Regions from separate parts of the Mus musculus genome. Here region 1 is linked to region 2. Evidence: chromatin loops called from intact Hi-C (ENCODE). Cell type or tissue: gastrocnemius. All regions are shown on one strand. Links, peaks and the distances in the headings refer to the core of each region. The heading gives the core; the rest is flanking DNA. Region 1 has its middle 32 kb from the start of Gm33098. Region 2 overlaps Ctr9 (CTR9 homolog, Paf1/RNA polymerase II complex component).

Region 1 (15,159 bases), core at 3,172-11,171, 190 kb before region 2:
TACTTGGACACTGCCTTCCATTAGCTGCGCTGCTCTCTGCTGCCCCCTGCCTGTTGGCGAGCTTTGCCTGCATGGCTTAGTTCTTACAGATCATTGAATTGAACGTGGAGGATAAGGGTTGGGGTAAGAGGGTAACAGAAATATCCTCCTGCTTTTGCCAAGCCTGTATCTGGGAAGGGCTGAGGGCTCCCTGGCAGCCCTCATCAGTGTCTAACAGCATACATAAATCAAACAGGACCTGGGCCACAGCGCTCCTGGGGAGTGAAATGGAACAGAGAATGGTGGTTCTTGTTTAGGTTGATCCCAAAATATATGGGAATAAAGGCTTTAGGGTGATGTATTTCTCTTTAATGCTGTCACATCTGTCATCCTGATGGTTTAACCTCTGGGTTTGGGTTTGGATTTTTTTTTTCTTTCAGACCCACATTATTTCTGCAAACTTGACACCAGATGCTGCCAGGGAGACAGAGCTGAAGCGATAAAAATCTATTTAACAGATTTAGTGAGGCAAATACAAACTAATTAACAATTTTAGAATTGGGATTAAACACTAATTCTTTTAAACCATAAAAACTGAGATGAACAAAAGGAAAAGAATGTTCTCCCTCTGAATAACTCAAAGGAGCCATCTGTTTGTCATTGAGAAAATGGTCCGATTGATGGATTTTGAACAAATTCTGACATCCTTTCTTTCTGGGCTTGAATGCATTATGGACAGTTATCCGGGAAAGAAAGCACATAACTTCCTGCCTAATGTGTGGATCTGGGCTTCCCTGAAGCTCCAGAAGTCATCTATTTATGTACTGACTCAGAAAGGAGAAGGCAAAGGATAGAATGATGTGTGGATTCTGCTTGGAGAGCACACTGCAGATGTAGGGAAGGAAAGGTGGCCTGGTGTCTCTCTGACCTCACCTTGCTGTCTGTCACCATTGCTATGAAAGATAAAAAAAAAAAACTGAACCTGCCACCCTCCTGTCTCAGTTTGTTGAGGCACTGCCTGGTTTTGGAATGCAAGTTCTAGAGTAATCACATGCTGTGACTTGAATCTTAAATGTGCGCCCTCCAAAAAAAGCCATGTGCTAATGGCATGGCTTGGTCATCAATCTGTAGTACTAGTGGGAGGTGATGGAACCTATAAGAGGAGATGACCTCTCTAGAGTCCACTCTTTTTTTTTTTTTAGATATTTACTTTATTTACATTTCAAATGTTGTTCCCTTTCCTGGTTTCCCCTCCAAAAATCCTCTATCCATCCCCACCTCCACCCCCACCCCCCCCACCCCCGCTCACCAACCCACCCACTCCCCCTTCCTGGCCCTGGCATTCTCCTATATTGGGGCATAGAACCTTCACAGGACCAAGGTCCTCTCCTCCCATTGATGACCAACTAGGCCATCCTCTGCTACATATGCAGCTAGAGCCATGAGTCCTACCATGTGTACTCTTTGGTTGGTGGTTTAATCCCAGGGAGCTCTGGTTGTACTGGTTAGTTCATATTGTTGTTCCTCCTATGGGACTGCAAATCCCTTCAGCTCCTTGGGTACTTTCTCTAGCTCCTTCATTGGGGACCCTGTGCTCCATCCAATGGATGGCTGTGAGCATCCACTTCTGTATTTGTGAGGCACTGGCAGAGCCTCTAGAGTCCACTCTTAACTGATCTTAGGACTTGGTCCTTCCCCATCTCTTTGCTTCCTGCCCATCAAGTTATGAGCAGCTCTGCTAGTTACAGCCCCAGCCATGCTGTTCTGGTGTTCTGTCTGAGTTATAGGCTCAATGTGAAAGGACCAACAACCAAGAACTCTCAAACCAGAACCAAAGTAAGTCTTCACTGGACATGGGGACAACTGTGCTGGGGTGAGGGAGTGTCCCCACACATGTGTGCACGTACAAGGCAGAAGTCGACTCCAAATATCATTCCTCAAGCACTGGCCACTTTTCTTTTAACATGAATGTGCCTGTGTCTGTAGCAAATGCCATATGTGTGTGGATGCTCATGGAGGCCAAAATAAAGTACAGGAGCCAGAGTTACAGGTAGGTGTGAACTGCCTGGTGTTGGTGCTAGGAACTAAATGTAGGTCATCTGCAAAAGCATTAAGCATGGTCTAACCAGTGAGCCCTCTCTCAAGCCCCCACTTTTCCTTCTTTTTAGATAGGGTCTCTCAGTAGCCTGGAACTTGCCCAGTAGATTATGCTTGTCAACCCAGGGGTCTGTTGGTTTCCATCCCTTTTCTGGGATTCCAAGCACATGTGCCACCATAGCTGGCTTTTTTAGCTCCTAGGAATATTATAAGCCATTTGACTTGGTGGTTTTGCTATGCCTTATAACAGGTATATTCATAGCATGCCAACTAAATTACCATTTGTTGAACATCAAGCATGTGTCAGACAGAATGATCCCATCAAGAGATTATGAAGTAGATATTATTATGGTCTGTATTTTGCAGATAACAATATCTTTGAGAAATGTAATAATTTGTCTGAGGTCATGGAGCTACTAAATGACAAGACAGAGTTAAGCCCCTGGGCTGTTTAATTGCACAGCTGATTTCTAATTCTGTACACACCCTGCTATTACTATATATATGCTCACATTTGTTCATTTACATCACTCTTGATCCTAAAATATACTTGAAATTATGAAAATGTAATGAATAGGCTCAAGAGTACGAGTAGAGGGGCTGGAAAGATGGGTCAGAAGTTAAGAGCACACATTTCTCTTCCAAAGGACTCAAGTTCATTTCCCAAAGCCTATCTCAAATGGCTCGCAATCACCTGAAACTCAAGCTCCAAGGGATGTGATGCCCCCTTCTGGCTTCTGAGAGCACCTGCACTCATGTGCACATACTCACACAGAGTCAGTCGCATGTACACATAATTTAAAAATAAAATCTTTAGGGAGTGGAGGTAGATGGGTCAATTATGACATGCACAAGGTTGAGAGCAGCCCTGGGGCAGGGCTCAGATGAAGTACCCACTGGGGTTTGGTACTTGGACTCTTGAAGCTGGCAGGGCTATGGAGGACTGCACCTAGGAATTGAGAGAAACTCCACCTTGAGTTGGAAGAGCTGTTGACAAACTGGCCAAAGATGGCAAAGTGTGATATGCAAGTGAGCTAGCCCGTCACCAAGACTTTGAGGTTGAGTTCAGGGATGCCACCTCAGAAAAATGCCTCCACAGAGAGCTGTGGCTATGTCACACTGGACCCCAAGGGATTCGGAGGCCACAATAAGATATTATTGACAACAAGAATGTGTCCTTGGATTCAGGCAGTACCACTGCCAATCACAGAGAAATAAAGTTCTTTTCATCGGCCTGTCAATGGCAAGCAGGAATACAGGTTCCTGAGGCTTCTTTGGACAGTTTCCTGGTCACAGTTCCTTCCTTACTCCAAAAAGATCCTTTGTTACTGAAAAATCTATGCACTTCTCCTGAGCCAGAAATATCTGAAGTTCCTCTGGCTATAAACACACATGTAATCAAAAAAAAAAAACAAATAGCACAAGTTTCAGACTAGGGTTTCCAATCTATCTGGACAAAATGTTACCTGATTCCCCTACATGAGACCTCAGCCTGTGGCTAGCCCTCAGCATGGCAGCCAACCGTTGCCATAAGAAAGATGTGACAACTTAAAGCTATGGCAAGACAATAGCTGAATATCAGAAGTCAAATGAGTATTTGAGTTGCCTAAGTTTCCCCAGTAAGTCTGAGAATAAGTCAACTTTGAGAAGGAGGAGGAACTGGCCAGCCATTCTCCAACAGTTTGCCTGTCACCTCCACCCCCTACCCCATAGCAAGCAGGCAGCTACGTCAACAGCCCTTCACGCCCACATCTCTCAGACTGGGGCATGTAGACCTCCTCTCTTAATTCATAAACATGGTTTTTTTTAACTTATCTTTGTATGTGGTACATGTGTTTGTATACAATATGTGAATGTGGGCATGTGCATATACCTGCACTTTGTATGTGTGAATACAGACATGCATACAGGCATGTCTGTGTGAATACAGGCAGTCAGAGGACAACCTTGGGTGTCAGACTCCGGTGACTACCTTATTAGTGAGGCAAGATCTCTTTGTTGTTTTTTTATGTTGTGTGCTTCAGCCTGCTAGCCTAGGGATTCTCCTGTCTCCTGATTTCATTTCCCCACCGAAGCGCCGGGATTACAGACACTTGTACAGTCATGCCTGGCTTTTTATACAGATTCCAAATATTCAAACTCAGTTCCTCTTGCTTCTGTGCCAAGAGCTTTCGCCCGATGAGCCATCTCCCTGGCACCACCTTGCGAGCTTCTGACAGAGTTCTTTTTTCATTTGTGTTTTTATTTTAATGAAATTCTAAATCGAATCAATACAATTATCTTCTGGACCAACTGCATGACTGACTTGGACACAGAATTTCTATTCCACGTGTGGGATGTGAATTGTTGGAGGAGGTATAATCAGTGTCCACCTGCCGTTAGCTCTAGTCCTCTGAGCTGATGGCTCTTCGGGCTTGCTTACAACAACACTGGGGCCCAATAGAACTCTGTTGTAACTGCCACAGCTAAGTAGTAATGCAGAATAAATGAGATGAACTTTCCCCACAGTGTGTTCACCACCAAGGGAAGGACAAATGGCCTCACAGTGCCCTGCAGCAGCTCAAAGTAGAGGAAAATGACCAATGCGCTGAGTCACTGTGTGGCACTCTCCATGTTCAGCAAATCACAGCCAAATCACGTGTCTTTGCTTCAGCCTCGGTCTCCACAGCACTCAAAGACTTGGCTTTAGCAAACGTCACTGTTGTGTTAAACAAAGATTAACCTGAATTTTATTGACTCTATGGATTTTAAAAAATTTTATACATTTATAAAGTTTATCTCAGTGTAATGTCTGTGGTGGTGTTTGTACTTCCATGTGTATATTTGTTTTAGTTTTAAGGAGATTATAGTTGCTTTAATATCTGCATGTATCTAACTTAATTGTAATAACAAACAAATTTGTCAGTGTTTCCCCTCTACTGTGCTCTATCCGTTCCATCATTTAGGCTTGAAGCATTACAGCTTTGTGAACGTGACACCATCAGTTCCTGTAACAGTGGAGTTTGTCACCTATTGGTCAGTGGGTGTGGCTAGCATACTTTCTAATGTGAACTAACTGCTTTCTTTTTTATCATTATGGAGACAAGGCTAGATTCAAAGTTGCTACAGAGCCATGGATGACGTTGAACCTCTTATCTTCCCGCCTCTGTCTAACAACTGCTGGGATTGCAGGTATGCAGCCTCAGACCTGACTTATGGCACACTGAGGTTTGAAGTCGGGGATTCCTTTTTTTATTTAAAGATTTATTTATTTTCACATGTAAGTACACTGTAGTTGTCTTCAGATACCCCAGAAGAGGGCATCAGATCTCATTATGGATAGTTGTGAGCCACCAGGTGGTTGCTGGTATTTGAACTCAGGACCTTTGGAAGAGCAGTCAGTACTCTTAACCACTGAGCCATCTCTCCAGCTGAAGCCAGCTCAGCAAGCACTCTACCAACAGTGAGTTCCATCCTCAGCTTCTTTTTTATTCCATGACCTCTTTTGTCCATCATCCATTTTCCCTGATAAGTGCTTAAAGAGCCAACAGCTTAAAAGGGAAACGATTCATCTGACCATGTTAGCTATCCTATCCAGAAATAGAACAGAATTCTGGAAGCTCCCATGGTAAGTCCCTGAAGATGAGAGTTTGTCTGGACAAGGCAAAGCAGAGCTACATCATCACCAGATCTAATGAGTTAGATCCAGCCATGAGAATGGCTCCTCTCCAGGTTTCTTGATCCCTGTGAGATGTAAAACCATGCCAGGAAGTTTGGTAAGGTAGAGCAGGTTGAGACCTGGGCACACACCTGGGGCTTAGGCGACTCCCAGCTCCCTGCCAGACTCCTGACTTGGAACATGTGCCATGCTCCTCACATAAAAGAAATGTGACCTATGGTCACAATGGCCCAAAACAGGGTTCACCATGCTAATGAGGTACATAGAGGCCCAGAGGGCTTAGCCAATAAGCTTCCTTTCCAGGCATTCCTCCCTGCAAAAGGTATTTAATCTCAGGTCTACCCTAAAAAGTGGGTATGGTACATTATGCATCCAGTTTCTGCCATGAACAACCAATAAACTGTTTAGAACCATGGACAGTCTCTTTCATAAAGATTCACTGTGGGGAGCCATGAAGAAGGCTTTTGACTACAGATCAGCAGCTTGGTTCACCCATAGAAGGCCTCTCTGCACTCCCAGCCACAACTGCCACCAAGCCTGACTCTGCCAAGCTAAGGAAAATCACTGCTGGGACAAGCCAGAGCTGCCCTTTCCCCCAGCCCCAGACTAGGTGCTGTCCCCAGCCCGCAAGCCCTGGCTCCATTCTTTACTCTTCCACTACTCCTCGATGCTCCTGAGTGTCCAAGAGTCTGAGAACCCCATGGCCCCAGCCTCATTGCAGGCTAGGGGACCCCTGAACAAGTCCCACCTCCCCAAGAGTCTATGCCCAGCAGCAGAGCTTTGCCCTAGTCATTAACCCGCCAGCTATGCTCTAGGTTAGCAAGCAACCCTAATTAAACTCAATGGGTCACAAACAAAAAGGCATGAAGGTAGGAGGGACACTTGGGAAGAAGGGCTCCTTTAAGATAGGGGAGTGGGTAAGAGGAAGGAGTAGGGGCGAGAATCACTAAAATTCACTCTATACATATATGATATGGTCAAAAATACCAAGGAGATTTTCAAAAAAGCACAAGGTTCCCGTATTAAATGCATGAGTATTTCCCAAGTCCACAAGAAGATGCATTCTCCCCGGCTTTGTTAAGCTCATGGTCCTCTGATCTATCATTTATTCTCAGTGCTATGAAGATATGAGCTACTGCTCAGTCATACTGCAAACACAATACAAGGCTGATGCCAGGGGTAACAGGCCTGCAGGGGAAGGCAAGAGAGGCTGCGTCACGGTGACAACAGCGCTGAGCTAAACAGCACTCACACCTCTGCTGTAGCCTGCTGAAGCCGCTGTAAGCTTTGCTAGGTCAACCATCAGCTCTGCTCAGCGTTAATTCCGGATGACGGCCGAGGGGCCAGAGGATAAAGCGACTGGTAAAAGGCCATCCATCCTGTGGATGTGGGTCAAATGCTGGCCCATTTAACTGGTTTGCTGCTGGACACTTTTACTGTAACACATTTGTCAAGCAACAGTCTGGAACAGGTAATGGAGGAAAATCGCCAAGGAAGAATACTATTACGTATCTATCCACACATAAAGAGGCCATTTCCAGACCTTGGCCATCGGCCCACACTAACACAGCTCTGCCGATTTGACAATCACAAATTCCACTAAATGAAAAACTCACCATAATGCCAACTATTAATACTCTCTCATATTAATAGGTAGCATGAGTCTCATGTAAGGGAGTCTACCCACATCACAGGCTTCACTTCACAGCTCTCTCTAGTTTTTTATTATTATTTAATTTTCAGTGTCCTTTCACCGCTCTGACCACTGCCTGTGAGACACCCTCAGTCCTCAAGGTGGGATGTAGAGGAACAACCATGTGTGTGGTACACAGGAAAGTAGCCCAGTCAGGAGTCTGGAGTCCTCTTCTCTCACCTAATGGAGTAAGAGGTAATGAACACAGAAGATGTCCCTGCTGAAATATCACATTCTTTCTTTCCTCCAGATCTCAAGTTAGGTGCCGTTTATATCAGGAAGCTGTCTCTACCTGTCTGCTCCATCTCAGCAAAAAACAGTACGATTCCTTCCAGTAAGATTCCTCGACACCCACAATTGCCCTCTGCGGGCTCCTTTCACAGAGTCCCTACCAAAGCATAGAAAGTATACAATAAATGCTCTGAGAAGGGATGAATGCGTAGATGAATTACTGTGTGAATGGATGAACTGATAGGTAGATGAGAGAATGGGGAAGTGACGGATGGATGGGTGGGCGAGCGAATGACAGGTGAGTAGGTGGGTGGTGGGTGGTTAGATGAATGGACTGGATACATGGATGGATGCATATTTGGATGGGTGGTTAGATGGATGGACACATGATGGATTCTCCCTGGCTTTTTAAAAAGAAGAAAGTTCTGGAGAAGAACATTCTCCAATATGTTGCTTTACGGGAGGACTCTCCACAAGATGGCGCCCCTAAGTTTCTTAATTTATGGTTTCTTCAGAATTTCTCACATCTCGAGCTGTTTTAGCTAGTTTACATATTAACAGCTAACATAATTTTCACAACACACCGTCCATATGTCATGTTCAATCACATTTCTCACCATTTCAAAAAAAAAATACTTTCCCCCAGGACATCAAGTTATGATCAAGAGCCAGCAAGATGGCTCAGCATCCAGTCCTGGGCAGATACCTTTAGTCCCAGGACTTAGAAGACAGAGGCAGGAGGCTCTCTGTAAGTTCAAAGCTAGTTTAGTCTACATAGTGAGCTCCAGGACAAGGTGAGCTGCATAGGGAGACTCAAGAAAATGGCCCAGCATGTAAACATAGTTGTCGTCAGATGAGCTGAGTTAGATCCTCAGATGGAAAGAGAGAACCAAATAATGTCAACTCCTCCGGAAGATGTGTCCTCTGACCTCTTCATACACACAGTAATGTGTGTGTGTGTGAGTGTGTGTGTGTGTGTGTGTGTGTGTGTGTGTGTGTGAGTGTGTGTGTGTGTGTGTGTGTGAGTGTGTGTGTGTGTGAGTGTGTGAGTGTGTGTGTGTGAGTGTGAGTGTGTGTGTGTGTGTGAGTGTGTGTGTGTGAGTGTGTGTGTGAGTGTGTGTGTGTGAGTGTGTGTGTGTGTGAGTGTGTGTGTGTGTGAATGTGTGTGTGTGTGAGTGTGTGTGTGTGTGTGAGTGTGTGTGTGTGTGTGAGTGTGTGTGTGTGTGTGTGAGTGTGTGTGTGTGTGTGTGCGCACACACACACTAAATATGTGTAACAGAAAGTATTGCTATAACAGACAACACTAAAGCATTACGTTGACCCTGGAGGGTGCTTCAGGCTTTGCCCAGTTGTTATACAAGCAGGAAAAGACTATTGCTCCCTAGACAATACAGGGAATAAAGGCATTCTTTGGAAATCCATTCTCAACAACGGAGAGTCAGCAGAAAAGGGGAGATGCGCCTAAATCTGAAATAGCCATTAACCTCCAGACCCACAAGTTTCACCTGATAAAATAATAACCTCGAACATTCGTACGGGGCCTCATGCCAAACAGCAACGCTACATAACAAAAATAGGTTGGAGACCAAGGAATGCTGCCAAGCACTTTAGATTTATTATCCTCATTTGACCCTCCTACCAAGCCTTGGAGAGAAGTCTTAATGCTTCCAATTCTGCAGCTAATAAAATGGATGGGGTGTGCTTTTCCTAAAGCGCCTGGCTGTTCGCGGTAGAGCTGTTTGGTCTCAGTTTGTGTTTATGCTCATTTACTGCCCATTACAGTCATTTTACTGCTTAGGGGGAAGTACTGGACCATAGTTGGGAGGGAGCTTATTTTAGTAGATTTTTAATTTTACTTAGGTGTATGTGTAGTGGTGGAAAAGTGTATGCCATATGTCCAGGTGACTGAGAGGGCAAAAGATCCCTTGGGGCTAAAGTTACAGACATGTGAGCCACCCAATGTGATGTTGTAAACCTAACTTAGGTCCTCTGGAGGAACAGCCTATGCGTTTGACTGCTGAGCCATCTCTCCAGCCCCAGGAAGGTCCTTCATTATATAACAACCTGTATTTATGTATGTCTGCACACACAGAGTCCTCGAGGCAGCTTTATTAGAAGAGCAGTAGCCAGGTGATGGTGCACACTTTTAATTCCAGCACTCAGGAGGCAGAAGAAGGCTGATCTTTGTGAGTTTGAGAGACCTGGTCTCGAAAAACCAAAGAAAAGCAATACCATTCTCAAGTGACCATATGTACTAAATACCGGCCGGACACTCTTGTGGACCCTTCCTTTCATCCCTATTTCCATGAGGAAGATTCTTTTACACCCATTTCAATGACAGGAAGATTACAGCTGGGAGAGACCTAGAAAACCACAGAAAACCCAAGGGATAGGATTGATATTCAAATCCAATACCACACATGTCTCTAAAGCTTTGGTTTTTCTGCGCTGTACCATGGGATGCTGCCAAAGGTCCCCTGCATCAGGGAACTTGGATATTCTGGGAAAGCATTCTGGAGCCACCTCTCTGTTCTTTCTCCTCTTATCAAACAAAATACAATTCCCCAGATATGTCTCCAAGCTTTAGCATAACTCTATTCTAAGGCCAGAAATGCCCTTCCCTAAAGCAGCCTGGAGAGCTCCTACATACCTTTCAGAACCCAAAAATCTGTGCTTTCACCTACAGTGCCTTCCCTGGTCTCTCCTGTGTTGGTTTCTTTTCTGTTGCTGGAATAAAACACCATGGCCAAGACAATGTATAGAGGGAAATGTTTATTTTGGCTCACAGTTCCAAAGGGTAAGAGTCCATCAAGGTTCACGGGCATCCAGTAGCCGCAAGAAGCTGAGAGCTTACCCCTTTAATGGCAAGCAAGTCCCTCCCCCAGTGACACACTTCCTCCAGCAAGGCTGTACCACCGGAAACTCCACAAACAGCACCACCAAGTGGGGACCACGTGTTCAAATGCAAACCTCTGGGGGACATTTCTCATTCAAGCCTCCATACCTCCTCATCAAACAAGCAGCCACAGTGCTGGCTTTGTTTTAGTTTTTTTTTTTTTTAATTATGGGATATTTCAGATGTAAAGTAAAACTAGTGTCAGTACTTTTCCTATGTGCCCAGGATTGAGACTGAATGGATGCTAGAATTATATCATATTTGTCAACCAGAGAGAGAGAGAGAGAAATGAAGAAAGAAAGAAAGAAAGAAAGAAAGAAAGAGAGAGAGAGAGAGAGAGAGAGAGAAAAGAAAAGAAAAGAAAAGAAAAGAAAAGAAAAGAAAAGAAAAGAAAAGAAAAGAAAAGATGCAAATAAAGCTAAGATAGCACTAACCCTTCCTCTCCTTGATGATCACTCTCAATTGTAATATCTTCTTTATAGTCACACTTTTGTTACATTGTTACAAGTGTAGGTAACAGGCTTATACAAAATTTATGTGTTATCTCATCATTTATATTTTTTGTGATTTTTTTTTTACTCAGAGTTGAGAGCTGTAGATATAGCTACATGGGCATCTAATTAATTCATTTTAATTGTTTCGTAGAATTTTATAAATAAACCACAATTTCCCATACCCCCCCCTGCACATTTGTAGCAAATGTGTAGCTTTGTCTTCATGTAGGTCCCTTAACAATTGGAGCAGGGGCTGTCTCAGTCTCTGTTGCCTGCCATTGGATCCCCTTTCCCTACTTGCACTGCCTGGTTGGGCCTCAGTGGGAGAGGATGTGCCTAGTTCTGCTGGAACTAGATGTGCCAGAGTGGGGTGGTCCCCTCAGAGAAGGGGAGGAGGGAGGGGGGTATTTGTAAGGGTGGGACTAGGAAAAGAGGAGGAAAGGGGCTGTGACTAGGATATAAAGTGAATAAAGAATTAAAATTAAAAAATAAACAACAGTTCACACCATACAGTTAGGAAACAACTAAATGAAGGGCATTTGGGTTGTTTCTATTTTTCTCAACTCTTATTCACAGTGCAATAATAAATATCTCAGTCTTGTGCATATCCTTGTGCACACATTTTTCTGGCATGTTCTCTAATGGGAACAGCTGCTCAAAGGGCATGGGCATGATTAACTATCTTCTATTCACCCTTCCCATGAGCACTCTCTACACTCATTGCAACTGTGGCTCTAGGGGCCGAGTCATACGAACTAATCAACAGGCTCCCTCGCCTTCTGCTTCCTCGAGTATTTGGCCAATGAAGACAATCAACAGGAAATGGGGAGAGGGAGGAAACTGGGAGCATGTTATTTATTTCCCTCGTTTCCTCTGTGTGGGATCGCAGCAGGCTGACTACGCAACTCCACTAATGGTCGCAGTCCCAGGCTGTCTCTCCCCCGTTACAGTCCTCTCTAGCTCCAGATCTCAGTAACTGTTTCCTCTGCTTTCATTTCAGTCTACAGCAGCTAGGCCCCACCAGTACTCTTCCTTAGGTGTGCTTGCTAGGTTCATGTCAACATAGCACAAGCTAGCATCCTTTTAGAGCAGTAGTTCTCAAGCTATGGGTCAAGACCCCTTTAGGGGTCCCATATCAGATATCCTGCATATCAAATATTTACATTATGATTCATAATATTAGCAAACTTACAGTTTACTGACAGGATCCTGGCTGAGACAAGTAGCATCAGCTTCACAGTCTTTGCAGCTTGCTCCCTTAGTGACTTTTCTTTTTCAGGATTATTTTTGCCATTTTTAATTATGTATATGTCTATATGTCTATATATCTATGTCTGGGTCTATGCACATGCATGCTGGTGCCCATGCAGCACTGGAGTTACAGGCAGTTGTGGGCTACCTGCCATGGAGGCTGGGACTCAAATTTGGGTGGGTCCTCTGCAAGGTGAGTATCTATTCTTAACCATCAAGCCATCTCTCCAGTCCCTGCTTTCTGTGGCTGAGACAAAATATCTGACAAGAGGCAACTTAAAGGGAAGGTTCCTTTCTGCTTACCATACATGGGGATACAGACCACTGCAGTGGGGAAGGTATGACAGCAGTGCAGGAAGCATCCTGCCTCCATCAGTAGGCAGAGACAGATGCATGCTGGGACTATTCTCCTCCCTTTTGCACAGTTAAGGCCCCTGTCCCATAGAATGGTTTCCTCCATGTTCAGAGTAGGTTTTCCTATCTCAGTTAACCAACTGTAGAAGGTCCCTCACAGACATGTGCAGAGGCTTACACGGCCCATTTAGGTTCATATATTTGAATGTTTGGTTCCCAGCTGGTGGACTATGTAGGAAGGATTAAGAGGCATGGCCTTGTTGGAAAAGGTATATCCCAGCTGGTGGGCTTTGAGGTTTCAAAAACCCATGCCAGGCCCAGTGTCTCCCTCTCTGCCTCCTGCCTGCATGTCAGAATGTAAGCTAGCAGCTCCAGCACCATATTCTCTCCTATGAGGATGGACTGACCCTCTAAAACTGTAAACAAAGCCCCCAACTAAATGCCTTCTCTTACAAGTTGAATTGGTCATGGTATCTCTTCACAGTAGTAGAATAGTAACTAAGAAAGAAGAGTTGGTACCGGGAGTGGGGTGTTTAACAGGTCTGCCAATATTGCTTGTTGGCAGAATATGGACTTTGGGACTTTGGATTGGAAATCAGTTGAGTGTGTAAGTGGGGCTTAATAGACATTATAGTGGGAGTTTGGAAGACAGTAGTGTTGAGAGGAATGTGGACTGTAGAGGTCTACCACAAGAGGTTTCCGAGGGGAACAACATTAGCAATTGGGCAAGAGACCATGCTTGTGATACTTTGACAAAGAATGTAACTGAGTTCTGCCCTTGTCCAAAAAGTCTGCAGGAGTCTAAATTGAAGAGTTTTGGATCAATGTCATTGGCAGAGGACGTTTCAGGAGAACCTAGTATTGATTGTGCCATGTGGTCATTAGCGATCACTCTTGTACAGATTTACAATGGAAATTTAATCTTGTGCTAAAAGAGGTAAGCATTTAAAAAAGAAAAGAGTCAGTTGCTAAATGGAATAAAGGAAGGGGTGATCTTAGAGCAAGATCCCATTCAGCTAAGGTTCCAATTTGTGAAAAGCAAAGCGTATGTAGCAAAGGAAACCAACGAGTCAAAGGCTATGTGACTGTAATTCAAGCAGGTATGGTGGTCTGGCTTTGGCTCCGGGTTTCCCCCTTCGCTCCCATTCCTTCCTTTTGATATGGCCATATATATTTTGTGCCATTATGTGTTGGAATTGTGTGATTTAGTTTGTGGTTTTACAGGGGATTATAGTTAAGAAATTGCCTTGGGTCTTCAAAAGAGACCTTAGACTTTTAAATAGTGTTGACACTGTGAAGAACTATGGGGACTTTTGAAGTTGGACTAAATGTCTTTTGTATCATGATATGGCTAAAATCCTTTGGGGGCCAGGGAGTGCAGTGTGGTTTGAATGACAATAGCCCCTATAGGACCATATTTGAATGTTTGATTCCCAATTGGTGGACTGTTTAAAGAAGGATCAGGAGGTGTGGCCTTGTTGGAGGAAGTATGTCACTGGGAGAGGGTTTTGAGGTTTTTGAAAGCCCAGCCATTCCCAATTACTGCCCTCTCCCCTGCTTCCTCCATCCCTACCCCAACCCCTCTCTTCTCTGCCCCCTGCCTACCAATTGGAGTGTAATCTCTTAGCTACTGCTCCAGCACTATGTCTGTCTTCTTGCCATAGTGCTTCCCATAATGGTAGGAATGGCCTAGCCTTCTGAACCTATAAGCAACCTCTCAGCTAAAATTCTTTCTTTTATAAGTTGCTTTGGTCATGGTTTTTCATCACAGCAATAGGACTGTAACTAGGACAGTAGCTTCCTCTCCTTTTTATCAGAATTAGTTTATGAGGAATAACCCAAAGATCTTACAAGATTATTTTCTGAAACTCTCCTACAAAACTCTCATTCCCAATAGTGCTCAAATCAGATTAGTCTGGGTTATTATTTAATAGTAGTCAGTTTCCTGGTTGTTGTCAAGTCATAGTATGAAACAGTTCTGATTATCTATTTCATGAGTTTTCAGAAGTATTATAAAGGAGGTGGTTCTGCCACTCTGTCACAATGATGGCCTTGCACAGATCCATGTGGCTCACAGAGGTCAAGAACACAGCACAGTAGCCAGCTTTAGAGGCACTCACTCTCCATCTTAGGGAACACCAACTGTGTTGAACAAAGTCAGCCTGAGACAGCGTCTCATCTGCCATGATGAAGCCTAAGCTTTCAGCCTCAACTATGTCATATTCCCATCACCCTTAGCACCTGACATCCCCACTTAGGGCACAGCTACAGGCTATAAAACTCCTAGATACCATCTACAACTGAACAACCTATCTGGCCCACTTCATTTTGGTATCATCTTGTGACAAGGTACCTGCTTGTGACTCTGAACCTGCCTTTGCTGCCTATGTAAGTAGGATAACAAGCCCTCCTTCCCAATGCTGCTTAGAGGTTGCACTTCACATTAGCATGCTGCTGCAGATGACATTCTCTGGGATTTTCAAAGTTGAAATACCACTTGTTATTC
Region 2 (15,159 bases), core at 3,300-11,299:
TAATTACTTATTAAAAATCGGTGTGGCACATGCCTTTAATCTCAGGACATGAAAGGCAGATCTTTGTGAGTTCAAGGCCAGCCTAATCTTCATACTGAGTTCCAGAGCAGCCAGGACTATGTAGAGACCTTGCCTCAAAAAAAAAAAAAAAAAAAAAAAAAAAAACAAAAACAACAAAAATCCATAGCTGGGCTGGAGAGATGGCTCAGTGGTTAAGAGCACTGATTGCTGTTCCAGAAGTTCTGAGTTCAATTCCCAGCAACTACATGGTGGCTCAAACCATCTGTAATGGAATCTGATGTCCTCTTCTGGTGTGTCTGAAGAAAGCTACAGTGTACTCATATACATAAAATAAACAAAACTGTAGCCTTCTAGTATATTTAAAAAAAAAAAAAGCCTCCAGAAATCTGCCATGAATTACAAAAGCCTTGATGAAACTGCCTTTGGTTTGGATAGCTTCCCAATGTTTTGCTTAATATATTTAAATATATGTTATTGAGCCAAAAGAAAAAAAAAAAGAGGACACACAGGCACTCGCATGGTTGGTAAAGGGTTTATTAAGTGACTGGGGAGGTCTTCCCACTCTGACACCAGGAAAGCACTTTCCACACCTTACCCTCCCGTGTTTGCACTCTGCTCATGGCTGCAACCCCTTCCAACAGAGTTCAGTACAGGGACATCTCTTCCTCTGGAGATAAAACTCAGTCTCAACTCAAAAGGGAACAAAGGCTTTTATCTCTGCTTCTGCAACATTTGGTACAAGTTTGTACATAGCAGCATGCTGCCTACCGGAGAGGAGAGGAGAGGAGAGGAGAGGAGAGGAGAGGAGAGGGGAGGGGCTAGCCTGGCTTGCAAGCCTTGGGAATGCTTTAGCATCTGTGTTATCACTGCAGTTTTCACATATGGCAGGTGGAGCTGCACCACAATGCAGGAGTCTCACTGCTCCAGCTTGGGACACTGGACTCTCCAGCACAGGAAATGTCTCTTGGAAGTTAGTAAATATACAAGTAGAAAAAAAATTGCCTTAAGAAAAAGTTTACAAGTGACTAACCACCTGAAAGGTTTCTTATCACAGCTTTTATATATTATAAAGCTCCTCCCAACCCATGGAGTCTTTGATGAAATAAACCTAGTCGCTATCATCTGACCCATGTTCTGAGCCTCGGTCTGAGGCCTCGTTGTTTGAGCCCTCTGGTTCTGATTCATTTCCAGAGCCTTGGCCAGAGCCCTCGTTGTCAGAGCCCTGCTCTGATTCGTGGTCCGATTCTGCACTTGGAGAAGCCGGGCGAGAATCGTTCTCGTTCTCAGAAGCTCCGGAGGGGCTTCTCCCTGACTGCACAGACTCATTGTCCGACTGCTCAGAGCCGGAGCGCCTTCTCTTTCTGGACGGCTGGTCACTGTCGGAATCCTCATCCGACTCCTGTCTACCCGACCTCCGAGGGCTGCCTGCCTCGCTGCCAGACTTGTTCTGGTTGTCATCTGAGTCGCTCTCAGATGAGGCGCGTCTGTTGGGCCTCTCGTCGTCATCAGAATCGCTGTTGCTATTCCTGGGATGTCTGGAAGAGAGAGGTGAGGATGAGACACTAGGACAGCCAAATGCACTTTCTGTTCTGGGTCAGCCTTTGTGCGTTACACAGGAGCTGGGGCCTGTGGTACTTGTTTTGTGTCCTATTCTGTAAATGCGGACACTTCATTGTAAACTGAGATCAACAATGAGGGAGCACACAGTGACCGGCAGCCAGTCTGCACATGAGCAGTGAGTGTTAGGTTCTGTTTAGCAGGCATTTTTCAATTTCAAACTCAGAAGGTCAGAATGGGGAATCCTAGGCACAAAGCTAAAATGTGTCTGGGCAGTGGTGGCGCATGCCTTTAATCCCAGCACTTGGGAGGCGGAGACAGGTACATTTCTGAGTTCGGGGCCAGCCTGGTCTACAAAGTGAGTTTCAGGACAGCCAGGGCTATACAGAGAAACCCTGTCTCGAAAAACAAAACAAAACAAAACAAAACAAGTAAAATATGGGCTCCCTGATGGTGGCTGAGACTCAGAAGTCCTAAGACTGGAACAGCAGAACACTTCTGTCCTAAAACATCCATGTCAACAGACACCTGAAGAAGAGTGACCTCAGTGCTGTTCTCAGGTTTGTGAAGGCCCCAGGTCTTCACAAGGACAAGGTTATCAGACAGGAAGCCAGGGCTAAGTAAGGGGCCTTAGGCTACTAACTTTTCTTCCCAGCTTCCTTCACTGTTGGTTGACGTGTCAGGGAAAGGGAGATAGCAGCAGCTGTGATATTGGCCTCCTGCTTCAATATGTCAGAAGCGCTGAGAGAGGCTGCCTCAGACTTATGCTGAGCAGTTCTGGTTTCCATGACACATTCCAACAGGACTCAGACTGGGAAGGTTAGGGAGAAGGGAAAGCGTCCTACATACTAAAGAAAGGCTCCTTGTGTCCCGATCTAAAAGAGGGAAACACACATGCAAGCGCAGTCAGGAGTCACGTCATCAAGGCTATGAGCTGAGGGTGGGTAAGCTAAGTCCACCAAGGAAGGCAGAGGTGTGTCTCCAGCAGGGGAAGAAATGGTCACTAAGTTCCTCATCTCCACAAGGCCAGGTCCAGGCCAGTCCTAGCAGTTGCTGGCCTGTCAGTGCTGGGCAGCAGATGACACTTGCTTAGGGATGAGTGTGCCATCTAGGATATCAGCTAAGCTGATATGTGTCGTGGTTTCTCCTCGCTACAAGACAGCTAGGCATAGAGTACAAGGCCAGCCTGAAGCTGGCGAGGACAGCACACTGACCACTGCCAGTCATCTGCTCTCCAGTTCTGTTTTTCCTCTAAAGACAAAGACACAGAAGAGGGTCCAGCTGGCTGGTTAGCAGCTACTGTAGCTTCCCACAGTTAGAATTTACCCTGGGATTCCTGCCCCCTATCAAACTGGGACTTATTTACCATTAAAATTTACCAAGGTGTGTGTGTGTGGGGGGGGTTCTTACCCTTCATCAGCAATTTTCAGTTTATCCTCATCTGAAGAATCATCACTTGATGATATAATGGCTTTGGATTTTATTTTTCCCTTCATTGAAGGAGGCAGGCGTTCTGGCTTGGGCTAGAGAATGTCAAGCAAAACCCATTAGTTGGGCTTCTCTTATTATTGGGACATCTTACTAGCTACGTTTTATTATAGTAACAGAATCAACAGCCACCAATGAAAGCAAGCATTTGTGCTAGAAGAAGCTGCAGAAGAGTGTACTGTGGCACTCTGTCAGACAGAGACAGACAGACAGACAGACAGCATACACACATACACATACACACACACATACATACACACATACACACACACACACACACACAGCATACACACATACACATATACACACACACACATACATACATACACACACACACACACACAGAGCTGAAATCAGCTCTAGAACTCACAGCCTTCTTTTTCTCTGCTCTCGGTGGGCGGCGCTTCTTTGGTTTGGGGCCATTTTCTGTCTCCTCCTCCTCAGATCCCTCTTCTCCCTTTGGAGGTCTTGAATAGTGAATGAGAGGCTGTCAGGAGGTTGGTAGCTGCCGGGTCTAAGGCTACACTGCCATCACAGTAGTGCCATTCTGTATGGACACTGATACTCAGCTATACTATGCACTCAAGGGCACAGGCTCTACAGTCTGCAGGGACTGGTCTGCGTGACAGCTGCCATTACCCTGTCACCATGCGGCTCCCTCTTCCATCTACACTGCCATCTGCACAAGGTTCAGTGCCTGAGTGAGGAACCTATGTTTTGGATCTCCAAATCTTTCCCCTACTTTTCCTTCCTCTCAGCTGCTACCAAGATCCTCATTACAGCTACACAAGTGATGATCTGAATGGATCAATAGGTTCTTTCTCAAGGATAGGAAGGCACAGGAAGGACGGGTCTGAGAAAATTGCCGAAAGAAGACTCCTAGGCAGGAGAGCGTGCGACAGATGGCACTGGGTGGTGAAAGGGCACTTTCACATCCATCACTCACATTCCAGAGAGGAATGGCTCAGTGACGGCCAGTACTGCACATGCAGTCAATGAAGCTGCCACCCAGGCTGCTCAATTCACATCTGTGTCCAAAATACATTATAAGAAAAGAAAACTGCAAATGGTGTTGCACACCAATAATCCCAGAGCTCTGGAGGCAGAGACAAGTAGATCTCTGTGAGTTTAAGGCCAACCTGGGATACACAGTAAATTCAAGGCTGGTATGGGATACATAAACCCTAATTCAAGAAACAAAAGGACACTGTGACTATCAGCTGTTTCAGGGACTAACCTAGAGACACATGTAAATTAAATGCTCGAGATTCTGAAACAAGCTAAAGCAGGGAGGCAATTTGGGAAGATTATAAATAAAGCAAAGCATTTATAAACAAAGCAAAAGGTCTCTCGCCTTTGTAGATGCTTAAACAGTAATGAGGACACTACCTTCTCCTCCTCTTCTTCTTCCTCTCTCCACCTTCCTCTTCTTCGCCTTCCTGTTCACTGCCACTGCCCTTCCTTCTCTTCTTCTTTTTGGATACAGGGAGGTCATCGTCGGTGTCATCGTTGACAAATTCATCAAACTCGCCTCCTTTCTTGGAACGCTATGGACCCAAGGAGACCACATCAGCACTTCCAGGCAGAGAGAGCACAGCTAGGGCGCAGGAGGCCGGAGAGCGCTCTTGCGGGTCTCTGACAAGTGAAGAGCTTTTACTAAGTCATGTGGAAGAGGGGCTTGGCTAGGCCCACACTTTCTGCACTTGACATGAGATGTCATCAACTTCCTGAGAAGTCAGCACAAGGCAAGCACACCTTCAATTAAAAGGCATTTAGCCCACCCTAGCTCTGGGAATGCAGAAAGGTGTTGGTTGTTTACCCCCATGACCATGGAGCTGACTGGGAGGGAGGTATGGTCTCTGCAGCTACCCTGCATCACATTCCAAACGTCAAACCAGATGCCTCAGCTTGGGAGAAGACCATGATTCAAAGTCCAGTTCTCCCGAATGCTCATTGTAAACCCTGTAAGTCACACTCCCATGGGAGCAGGGACTACCTGGCTTGCTCAAGTCGGCAGTGTAAGAGCTGCAGAGTACGTGTGTTGAGCCCATGTTCACCCAAAGCATCACACCCACCACAAAAGCAGGGACCACTGCCCACACCGGACACTGCGATCTGTGTTAGAAGACTACCCCTTGGTAGAGGAAGTCAAGGTTAAGAAGTAAGTACGGAGCCAATTAAACTAAGCTCTTCGTTTTAGAAAGCTCAAAGGCAGCCTCTGAGGTGGCTGCAGACAGTGGGTCAGATCTTACCCGCCCTCCACCTCCACCTCTTTTCTTCTCCTTTGTTGCTTCAGTCTCGCCAGTGAACATAAGGATATTTTTGGTCTTCTCCACATACTGGGCACGCTGTTCCAAAAGTTTCTTTTGTTCTTCCTTTTCTCTGAGACGTTTCTCTTCCTAATGGGGGGAAGGGGATATATGGGAATTGATCAAAATGTTCTTATAATAAACCAAACAGCCAGGCAGTGGTGGCACATGCCTTTAATCCCAGCACTTGGGAGGCAGAGGCAGGCGGATTTCTGAGTTTGAGGCCTGCCTGGTCTACAGAGTGAGTTCCAGGACAACTAGAGCTATACAGAGAAACCCTGTCTCGAAAAAATCATAAAGAAAAGAAAAGAAAAGGAAAGGAAAGGAAAGGAAAGGAAAGGAAAGGAAAGGAAAGGAAAGGAAAGGAAAGAAGAGAGAACTAAACAAGTGTAGAGAAGACAGAGGGCTAGCTCCTCCCACACAGAGGCACCCGCCCTCCTGAGCTCAGTGTAGACGCACCTGCTCTTTGAGAAGCTTCTGTCTTAAGAGCTCCTTTTCCTGCTCCTGCTTGGCCCGCAGCTCCCGTTCTTCCTCATCCTGCTTGCGTGCCCGGGCCACATGGTACTGGGCCTGGCTCAGTAAGTCAGAGCACTGCCTAATATTTCAGATGCAAAGACATAATATCCAGTTAAGAGCACCTGCTTTCCTTAAAGTCACTGTTCCAAGTTCCCCAACTCAGAATTCCTGTCTTGATTCATGGACATAACGTGAGAAAAGCAGCCACGTATTTCTTAGCTGTGTGGTGGCTCAGGCCTGTGCTTGTAGCATGAGAGGAGGATCCTGGTTCTAGTCTAGCTTCAGAGCAAGACCATGCCTCAAAAAGACAACAGAAAGAGAAAGCACTTTCCAACAACCTAAGAAGACTACATCAATTTCCTGAAATCTGAAAAGGTGTTGTGGGTGAGGGAATAAGTGGCCCCGAGAAGGCCAGGACCACTTTGTTATGGTCACACTCTCCTAATCCACACCCAACGTGCCTACTCCCCGTCCCCCGCTCCCCACCCCCAAGCCACCTTCTGTGAATAGGGCATTACCTGGCTTCAGAGGCAGCAAGGGCCAAATCAAATCTCATTTTATCTCCAACTTTGCTCAAGTAACTGAAGTACCTAAATGGAAGAAGAAGATAGAAGATAAAAGATATTTCACTCAATCCTCATATTAAGGCCCTGTTTAATAAACAGAAGTTCATCAAGAAAGGTAAAATATAGTTAATACTGTCAGTAAACTAAGAAATAACCATAGCAACAGGTAGTAAACATTAAACTTTCTAACTAACTGTGTCAGCACGGTGGGTGGGGCAGAAGTCACGAGAGCACTTACTCTTCACCAGATGAGGCAAGAAACATTAACAGAGATGAACAATAGCACAGCTGATCATCAGAGATGGGAGCTTTCATCTACCACACACTGAACTGCTAAGTCCTATAAGGTTAAACACATTTGAACTGAGCTGAATAAATCTGTTAAGCAGTAAGTGATAAGATCTTTAATCCTAGCTTGATGAAAATCAACATCCCATAAAGACACACTGGAACAGAACATGAAACCAACACAAGTGGAGACGAAACAGCTCACAAGTGTAAAACACTGGCTCGGACTGCTGAGAGGTGAATGAAAATCCCCGAGAGCCCACAGCCAGCCAGGCAGCTCTAGGAATCAGGCTTCAAGGCTGACTTGCCTGGACTCTGCCTGGAGTATGGCGCCACCACATGGCAACTGTGTGCTTTGACCTTAAACTAAACTGCTAGCTAGACCTCTAATGCTTGCTTTCCCCTAATGGTTATTATTATTATTTTTCTTTTGAGGAAAATCTTTTTTTTTAATCTCCTGAGGCAGTTTTAAGGCAACAAACCACTGTAAAGCCCCTTTCCTCAGAGCTCTCACCTGTGTGCGAGCTCCAGCTCTTTCACAGCATTAAGGACTTCCTTCAGATTACTTTTTTCATCTTTCAGGACAGAGGTAGCTAATCTTTGCAAGACCAAGGCCACATTAAACATCAGAACTGTGTCACTGGGTGCCACGTGTCTGGCCTGTAAACAGAAAGCAATGCAGGTAGCTTCTTATGACTGAATGCCACCAAAAGCATTCAGTAAACAAGTAAAAGCCAGGCAGCCATTTGGGGGGTGGGGCGGGGGCGGGGGCGGATGCAGTCCTGTTACCTTCAGCAGAGTCTGCTTGCACTCCTGCAGCTTGCCGCACTTGAAGAGGGCGCGGGCCAGGTAGAGCACAACCTCAGTGTTTTGGTGCTTATAGAACTTTCTGAGGCAGTTCTCATACTACAGAAAGGAAATGCTGGTTAGAAACACAGCAGAGCCGGGCAGTGTTGCCGAGTTCCCTTAATCCCAGCACTCGGGAGGCAGAGGCAAGCCAATCTCTGAGTTCCAGCCAGGCTGCTCTACAGGTCAAGTTCCAGGACAGCCAGTACACAGAGAAACTCTGTCTCAAAAATAAACAAACGACAACAGAACACAGCAGGGAGGTATTCTCATGCTGTGTCTGCATTTCAAAGCAGTTTTAAAGCTCTGAAAAGACACTCCAATTTGGCTAATTTCAGAGACTAATCTGGAGTTGACTTCTGACATTAGTCAGTTTACGTATTTACAACATAAAAATCTGTTCACAGAAAAACTAGGATCAAAATACTTTTTCCACTTGGAATTTGGACCAGTGCTGAGTAAAAGGTAAAGAGATTTAAGCCTGCCTGCCTGCCTCAACCTTAGCTGGGAAACCCCTTTCTCCTATCTTTAGGACACAATCCAGAATCAATTCATCATGGCCACCATGACAAGTCACACCTGGGCCCTCTGGGTGACACACTCTTAACATCTTCCTCTGGGATCTGTGTCAATGAGCATACAAGTCTCACACTTCAGCTAGTATGTTGGTCAACCTGCAAATGAACATCTGAGTTCATTTCACCTCTTTACTCTAGTGTGTGTCTGAGATCTGTATCTCACGTGTGTGAAGGGAGGGGTGGATACAGGGGCCAGAAGAAGATGTCAGATGTCTTGATATGTCTTGCTGTCACTGGCTGCCCTATCTCATGGTCAGGATTTCTCACCTGGAGCTTGCCACCCCTCCACCCTCATGGCCTGTTTTGCTATCCCAGTGATTCTCCTGTCTCCACTTCTGACAGCACTAAGAAAATGAACATATTTTTCATGGGTACTAGGAATCTGAACTTAGTCCTCATGACTATGCAGCAAGCACTTCTACACATAGTGTCATCTCCCTAACCCCCAGAGTTAATTTTTATATAAACAACATTTTTGACCACAAGCATATACACATCCTGTTATAGGTAACTGACAAGGTAATTTTCTGGACTATCTCTAATGGCTAATTTGCATTCTAGAAGGCAGTGCTAAGGTTCTGCAGATTGGGATGGCTTGTCTCTAAGAACACAAGCTCTGGGTTGTGCTCTCTGAGCTCTGCAAATCCCTCTGATCAGTTTAGTACGTGAAGCCTGAAGCCTGGACTAACTACTCTTGTCCTCTTTGTTCAGAAGCCTCTTTTGCTCTGACGGTACTCTACTCACAGACACCAAGAGCTTTGTTATCTTTTTTTTTTTTTTTTTTTTTTGGTTTTTCAAGACAGGGTTTCTCTGTCTCTGTGTAGCCCTGGCTGTCCTGAACTCACTTTGTGGACCAGGCTGGCCTTGAACTCAGAAATCTGCCTGCCTCCCAAGTGCTGGAATTAAAGGTGTGCGCCACCACGCCCGGCTGAGCTTTGTTTTCTTTTTTTTTTTTCCCGGCTGAGCTTTGTTTTCTTAATGTCCTGAAAACATCGAGTATACTTTTCCTTACACTGAAGTACTCAGCAAACATGAGAAACTTACAAAATCTACAGATACAACCCTTGTTTCCATTTTTGTCTTTTTTTTTCATTTTCTATTTCTTTTATCTTAAAAGATAAACAGTGGGGCAGGATAGATAGTTCAGTGATGAAGAACACTTCCTGCTCTTAAAGGACTTAAGCTTGGCTCCCTGCACCTGTGCTCAGGTGATTCACAATAGCCCGAGCTCCAGCTCCAGCAGAATAAAGCCTTCGTTGGCCTCCTGAGGCATCCTAATCCACATGGCGTGCTTTCATACAACACACACATAGAAGGAAAAGTAAAATTCTAAGATAAGGCAAGTAAAGCAGGGCTGCCGTCTGACTGTAATCCTAGCTACTTGGGAGGCTGATGTGGGAAGACACTTTAACACAGGGTCAAGGTCAAGGTCAGCCACTAAGGAGAGACTCGACATGAACAACTTCATCACTTAACAGTTCTGAAACACGGTTCACTTCAGAAACTGAGGGAATAAATACCGAACCTTCCATTTAGCGGATATTTGTTCTACAGGTTAGTGCCCAGTTCTTCTGATAGTGGATCCGCTCAAAACTCTCTGAGGTTAAGAGACTTCCACTTTAGAGATAGCAAAGTCAGTCAGAGGATCTGCCCTGCCCGAGGCATGGATCCGTGGAATTGCGGCTCATAGCTACCTGGCTTTGTCATTACATGCTTATAAATTTCTGAGCAGACAGTATCAGAGATGACATGAAAGTCCATGATGGGACCAGAAAGGTTAAGGAAGCCATGGCTCCACATTACATGCAACTATCCGGAGAAGCAAAGACGTTACCATCTGAACGGCGCTGATATACTGCTTCTGCTCCACGTAGATGTGTGCTAGGTTCAACCACACATCACTGATATCTGCTGTTGCTTCTCTCACTTGGGCGAAAACATCACGAGCTTCACGGAAGTATCCTTTGTGGGCCAAGACAGCTCCTAAAGTTACACAAAGGCTGACAGTAAGAGGCCTGACTGTTGCTCTAACAACTCAAAGTCCAATACTAAATGCTGCACTGAACAGGAAAACCTCATCTACCGACATCCCTGAAAGTATTAACTTCACTAATTGTTATTGGTCCCAAGGCTTCTAGTCACCTATGCCATTGGCAGCATACAGGTTCTTGGCATCATTTCTGAGGACTTGTTTGTAGATGGCCAGGGCACGGTCTTGATGGCGCTTTTCCTAGAGGAAAGAAGAATTACTGAAAAATTCAACAAGGATATGGACACTAATCCTGCTGAAGGAGAGAGGAGATTACCTTTTCTCGGTCTCGGGTTGGCTGATGCAAAGTCTGGAGCCACACATTGCCAAGGGCCAGCATAGAGTAGGTGTCACTCTGTGTGGCTGGCTGTTTTAATATCCTCTCAAACTTCTTCTGACCTGGGCCCCATTCTTGTTTTGCCAGATGGAGGTTACCAATCAAAGACCAGGCATCCGGATGATCCTATGTATATATAAAGAAGTAAATTTTGCAATCTGGGATCTGAGAAAATCAGTCATCTTTCCCAAAATGGCTAATAGCTGAAAAGGTTTAAAGCTAAACCACAATGGTGGCTTTCAGACTGAGAATTGAGACCTGTTAGCAAACTGCAAGATCAATGTGGTGCCTGTATCAGCATACATAGTGCAACAGAATGGAAGGAAATGATAACTGTGCTGCCCACCAGGAAGAGTAACTAACAACTTGTAAAGCTGTCTTTTTTTTTTTTGGTTTTTTGAGACAGGGTTTCTCTGTGTAGTCCTGGCTGTCCTGGAACTCGATCTGTAGACCAGGCTGGCCTCGAACTCAGAAATCTTGTCTGCCTCTGCCTCCCAAGTGCTGGGATTAAAGGCGTGTGCCACCACGCCCGGCAAAGCTGTCTTTTAATGTGTAGCCTTCTTACTGTGAGCCACGATCAGAAACTCAGATAACCTACAAATGCTAAGACACTGACTCTGGAAGTTGTTCTCAGCAGGCTACCGGGCTGAGTACAGGAGACAGGAGGCAGACAAGGAAGAGAAAAATAGAAGGGAAATAGTTTTATATACTTAAAAAAAAGATTCTGATTATGAGATGACTAATCATACAAACTATTATTCTCTTTAAAGTCTTTAACAAGTGAGACAAAGATAAAACAAGCCACTAAACCCAGAGATGCCATGGTTACGGGAAACATCACAGCCACTGAACTGACAGACTGATTTTGAAAGGTAAAAGAAGAAGATTTCTGAAACCAAGTCAATACCACTAACCTGATTGATCTGAAGGGCTTCCTTAAACCAGTCTGAAGCTTCATAGAAGTTTCCTTTATCTCTGGCCATGGCTCCTAGGCGTAGATAGCCTGAAAGTGCACGTTTAATTCATTTTCACAATCTCATGTCTAACGGGTCCTAACACTGAAGTCTGACATTTGGAACAGCTGAATTTTGTTAATACTTTCAGAGAGAAGAGAAAAGCCCCACACATGGAGACACATCACTCTAGCTAGGAGAAAGAAAAACTGCACCACTAGGTCGCTCTTTCTTTCTTTTTCTTTTTTTCTTTTCTATTTTGACCCTGGTCTTACTATGCTTGAGCTTTGGCTGGCCTGTGATTCACTATGTAGCCCAAGATGGCCTGGAGCTCAGAGACCCCCATGCTTTTGCCTCTGGAGTGCTGGGATTAAAGATATGTGGCTGGATCACTATAAAATACTGTAAGGATCACTGCACACAAATTCTGGTACCCCACAGTCAAGCTGCTCTCTGAAATGACTGCTCAGCAACTGACAGTACTGGGACAACGCACATCCTGGGCTGGCTGGAGTGGAGAGCCATGAGGTCTCAGCACCACATGCAGGACGGTCCACAATTTGAAATTTAGGAATTATGTATAGAATTTTTTCATCTACTATTTTGAGAGCAGAGCTGAGTGTAGGCAAATGAAACTACAGAGAGTGAAGCCCAGGAGAGAAGAAACTGCCACAGAGAACACACATTAGTTTTGAAATGCCAATCATTTACAGGGCCTTGGATGTAAAAACTCAAACTAGGACATTTTAGTAATAATTGTTTCAAGAAAAAAACAAACAAACAAAAACAAAACCCTCTAGTGAAGGAAGAGCGCTTGCAGATGACGCCCACTAACTAGTGAAGCTCGCCTGCAGCAGCCCGGCAGCAGCAGACTCACAGCTACTGAGCACAACTCAAGTGACTCTTGTTGATCCTTGTAATTCCCAGCATAAGTAAATGAAACTGCAATGTTAGTTTTATTTCATTTTTTTTTAAAATGAGTATTGGTGTTTTGCCTGCATGTATGTATGTCTGTGTGAGTGAGTCAGGTCCCTTAGAACTGGAGTTACAAACAGTTGTGAACCGCTATGTGGGTGCCTGGAATTGAACCTGGATCCTTTGGAAGAATGGCTAGTGCCCTTAACTGCTGAGTCATCTCCTGAGCCCCTTACTTCAGTTTCTGAGACAGGGCCTCATACACGGCCAGGGTGACCTCAAACCTGCTAGGTAGGGAGGCTGGCCTTGAACTCTTGATCCATTCTGCATCTACCTCTCGAGTACTAGGATGACAGAAGAGTGCTACCACTCCAGACTGCATCTTTAACAAAGACTTTCGTTCCTAAAAAGTTTTTACTGTTATTATGGGAACTTAGGAATAATCTCTCTCATTCTCATTCTCTCCCCCCCAAAAAAGCCTAAAATTCTTACAATCAACGTAGTTAGGATGCTCTCGTAAAATGTTTTTGTACAGTTTCTCTGCTTCGTGAAATTCACACATGGCCTCATAGAGCCTGGCTAAATTGTAGGATGTGGTGACAGAGATGGCATTGTAGTAGTGTTCATCATGCTCGGCCTCTGCCTTTGCGCGGTCCAGTGAGGCCAGGAAGTATTTCTGTGAGGAAGAAAAGGCACTGTTATGGATACAGCTGAGCAAGTGCCTGCAGCTTGGTCAAGCATAGAAAAAAGGAAGGTTTTGTTTCTTTACCTTTGCTTCCCCCAGGTTTCCGAGTCTAAAATGGAGGGCCCCAACATTATTCAAAATCTCGGGAGGGACATCGGCCTGCACTTTCTCCTGCAGGATGCGTGTGGCTGTTCCATAAGCTGAAAGGGCACCCTGCATTTGACCGTAGACAGAGTAAGATTTACTCACAGATCAAAGAGAAACCCTACACCAGCTTATTAAAACACATCATTTAGGATATAAAGAGCAGACATTAATACCTGTATGTCAGTCTGTTCTAAGATCTGGGCCAACTCAATCCAAGCTTCCACGTCATCAGGATACTGTTCTGTGACCTTCTTCAAATGGCCCTGGGATAAATGAGATCATTAAAATAACACTGTCAAAGTAAGCAATGACAACCTTAAACATGGCTACCGTAAGCTGCGTAAGAAGCCCCATATACTGCTCACAGCTGTGCTAGCCACAGCTGGAGTCTCAGGGTACCTAAGACTTAGAACACACCTTGGCTATGTCTCGTTTCTCCTGATCTTCTGAAGCAGCATAGAGAGAGCCAAGAATTTTCATAGTTTCATAATTGTTCGGATAAGCTTTCAAAACTTTCTCAAAGCACTGAGATGCATTCTCTTTGTCACCTCGATAAATATACATTTGTCCCAAACCAAAAAATGGTAGGACAAAGGAAGATGAAGCAAACTGTGTGGCTTGATAGTAGTACTGAAAGGCTTGGTCATAATCTTCCTGAGAAATGAGAATAAGACAAGACCAACAACACGTCAAAGTGGCCAGAAGCCTGAAACCCTCTAAGTTAAGGACTACTTAGGAAGGTGACAATGGTCTCACCTGAACATGGAAGGACCGAGCCAGCTGGTAACAGCTTTCTGCTTGCATAGCCTCCACCTCGGTGTTGTGGAATGCGTGGAGAGCCAGGTGCTGCACTTTACTATAATCCTGAATTTGATACCGGAAAAAAGTTGAGTGATGTCAGAAGGTTGCTTGACTAGTAATTGGTAACATTTCATTTAGCTATAAGGTATATTTTCATCTTCTCCCTAAATAGTTGAACTTTAGCACTGTAACAGTTAACCTCAATAAATAATAACTATGTGATATAATAATGTGTGTAATGATCATAACTGTAACAAGCAGCAATCAAGAATGATGCAGCATCAAGCTCTAAGCTTGTAACCTGCCTCAATTTACTCATCAAGAAACTGGGCAGAGGCTAGACAGACGGCTCAGTTAGAAAGAGCTTGGCAGTCATGAGGACTTGTGTGCAGGTCCCCACTACTCACGCAAGATTGGCCATGCGTCTGTGAGCTCAGTATGGGAGGCAGGGAAGGGAGAGCTCAATGGGCACTCGCTTTACCTGAATCAATGAGCTCTAGAGTCAGAGAGATACCATCCCAAAAAATCATGGGAGAGGGATTAAAGAAGTGACCCAGCAGTCAAGAGCTGCTGCTCCTGCAGAAGACCCAGGTTCGGTTCTCAGCACCTACATGGTGGCTCACACAATCCTCTGTAACCCCAGTTCCAGGGGATCCAATGCTCTCTTCTCATCCCATCTAGACACCATGTGGTGCACATACACACATGCAGCAAAACACGCATAAACACAAAAATTAAAAATAAAACCTTCTTTTAAAAAAGGAAAAGGGTGATTGAGGAAGACACCTCACACCGACCTCTTGCCTCCCACAACTCACACAACTGTGGATTCATGATGTACACCCTCACCCACAGCACACAACTCACACAACTATAAATTCATAATGTACAACCACACTCACACACTCAAGAAAGAAAGGAAAGCAGGAAGGATTAGCCTACTTACCTCCCAGGTTAGATGTGAGCTAACAGGAGTGAATAGTGGGCATGCACTTTTACCAATGCTTGGCATTTAGTAAGCACTCGGTACATATGAGCTCCTGTTAGTAAGGCTGATACACTGCCAACTTTTACCTAAATTGTTACTCAAGTATTTTAAAGTTTATAGTACAATTTACTCCCT

The links. Peaks named below come from ENCODE experiments on the same cell type or tissue, not always from the same donor. Only the 100,000 strongest peaks of a DNase experiment are listed, where the experiment ranks them.
Region 1: it touches region 2 in a loop (6-fold over the local background); 19 of 42 quality-filtered maps call a loop at or near these places.

The regions. Positions count from the first base shown.
Region 1 is chr7:111,234,727-111,249,885 of GRCm38, reverse strand. No RefSeq gene overlaps it. Among named protein-coding and RNA genes, the nearest start is that of Gm33098, 32 kb to the right of the region's middle. In gastrocnemius, for the core only: a CTCF peak has its summit at 8,134 (motif pointing right); DNase peaks (open chromatin) are centred at 4,224, 4,673 and 8,137; H3K4me3 peaks cover 592 bases; H3K27ac peaks cover 1,056 bases.
Region 2 is chr7:111,041,756-111,056,914 of GRCm38, reverse strand. Ctr9 (CTR9 homolog, Paf1/RNA polymerase II complex component) reads right to left here. Exons shown (of 25, transcript NM_009431.2): 8 at 13,992-14,099; 9 at 13,653-13,889; 10 at 13,409-13,498; 11 at 13,173-13,301; 12 at 12,896-13,079; 13 at 11,450-11,538; 14 at 10,476-10,661; 15 at 10,312-10,399; 16 at 10,004-10,152; 17 at 7,535-7,651; 18 at 7,260-7,405; 19 at 6,410-6,481; 20 at 5,835-5,970; 21 at 5,319-5,465; 4 more. The coding sequence ends at 1,130. Among named protein-coding and RNA genes, the nearest start is that of Ctr9, 20 kb to the right of the region's middle. In gastrocnemius, for the core only: a CTCF peak has its summit at 7,091; a DNase peak (open chromatin) is centred at 7,076.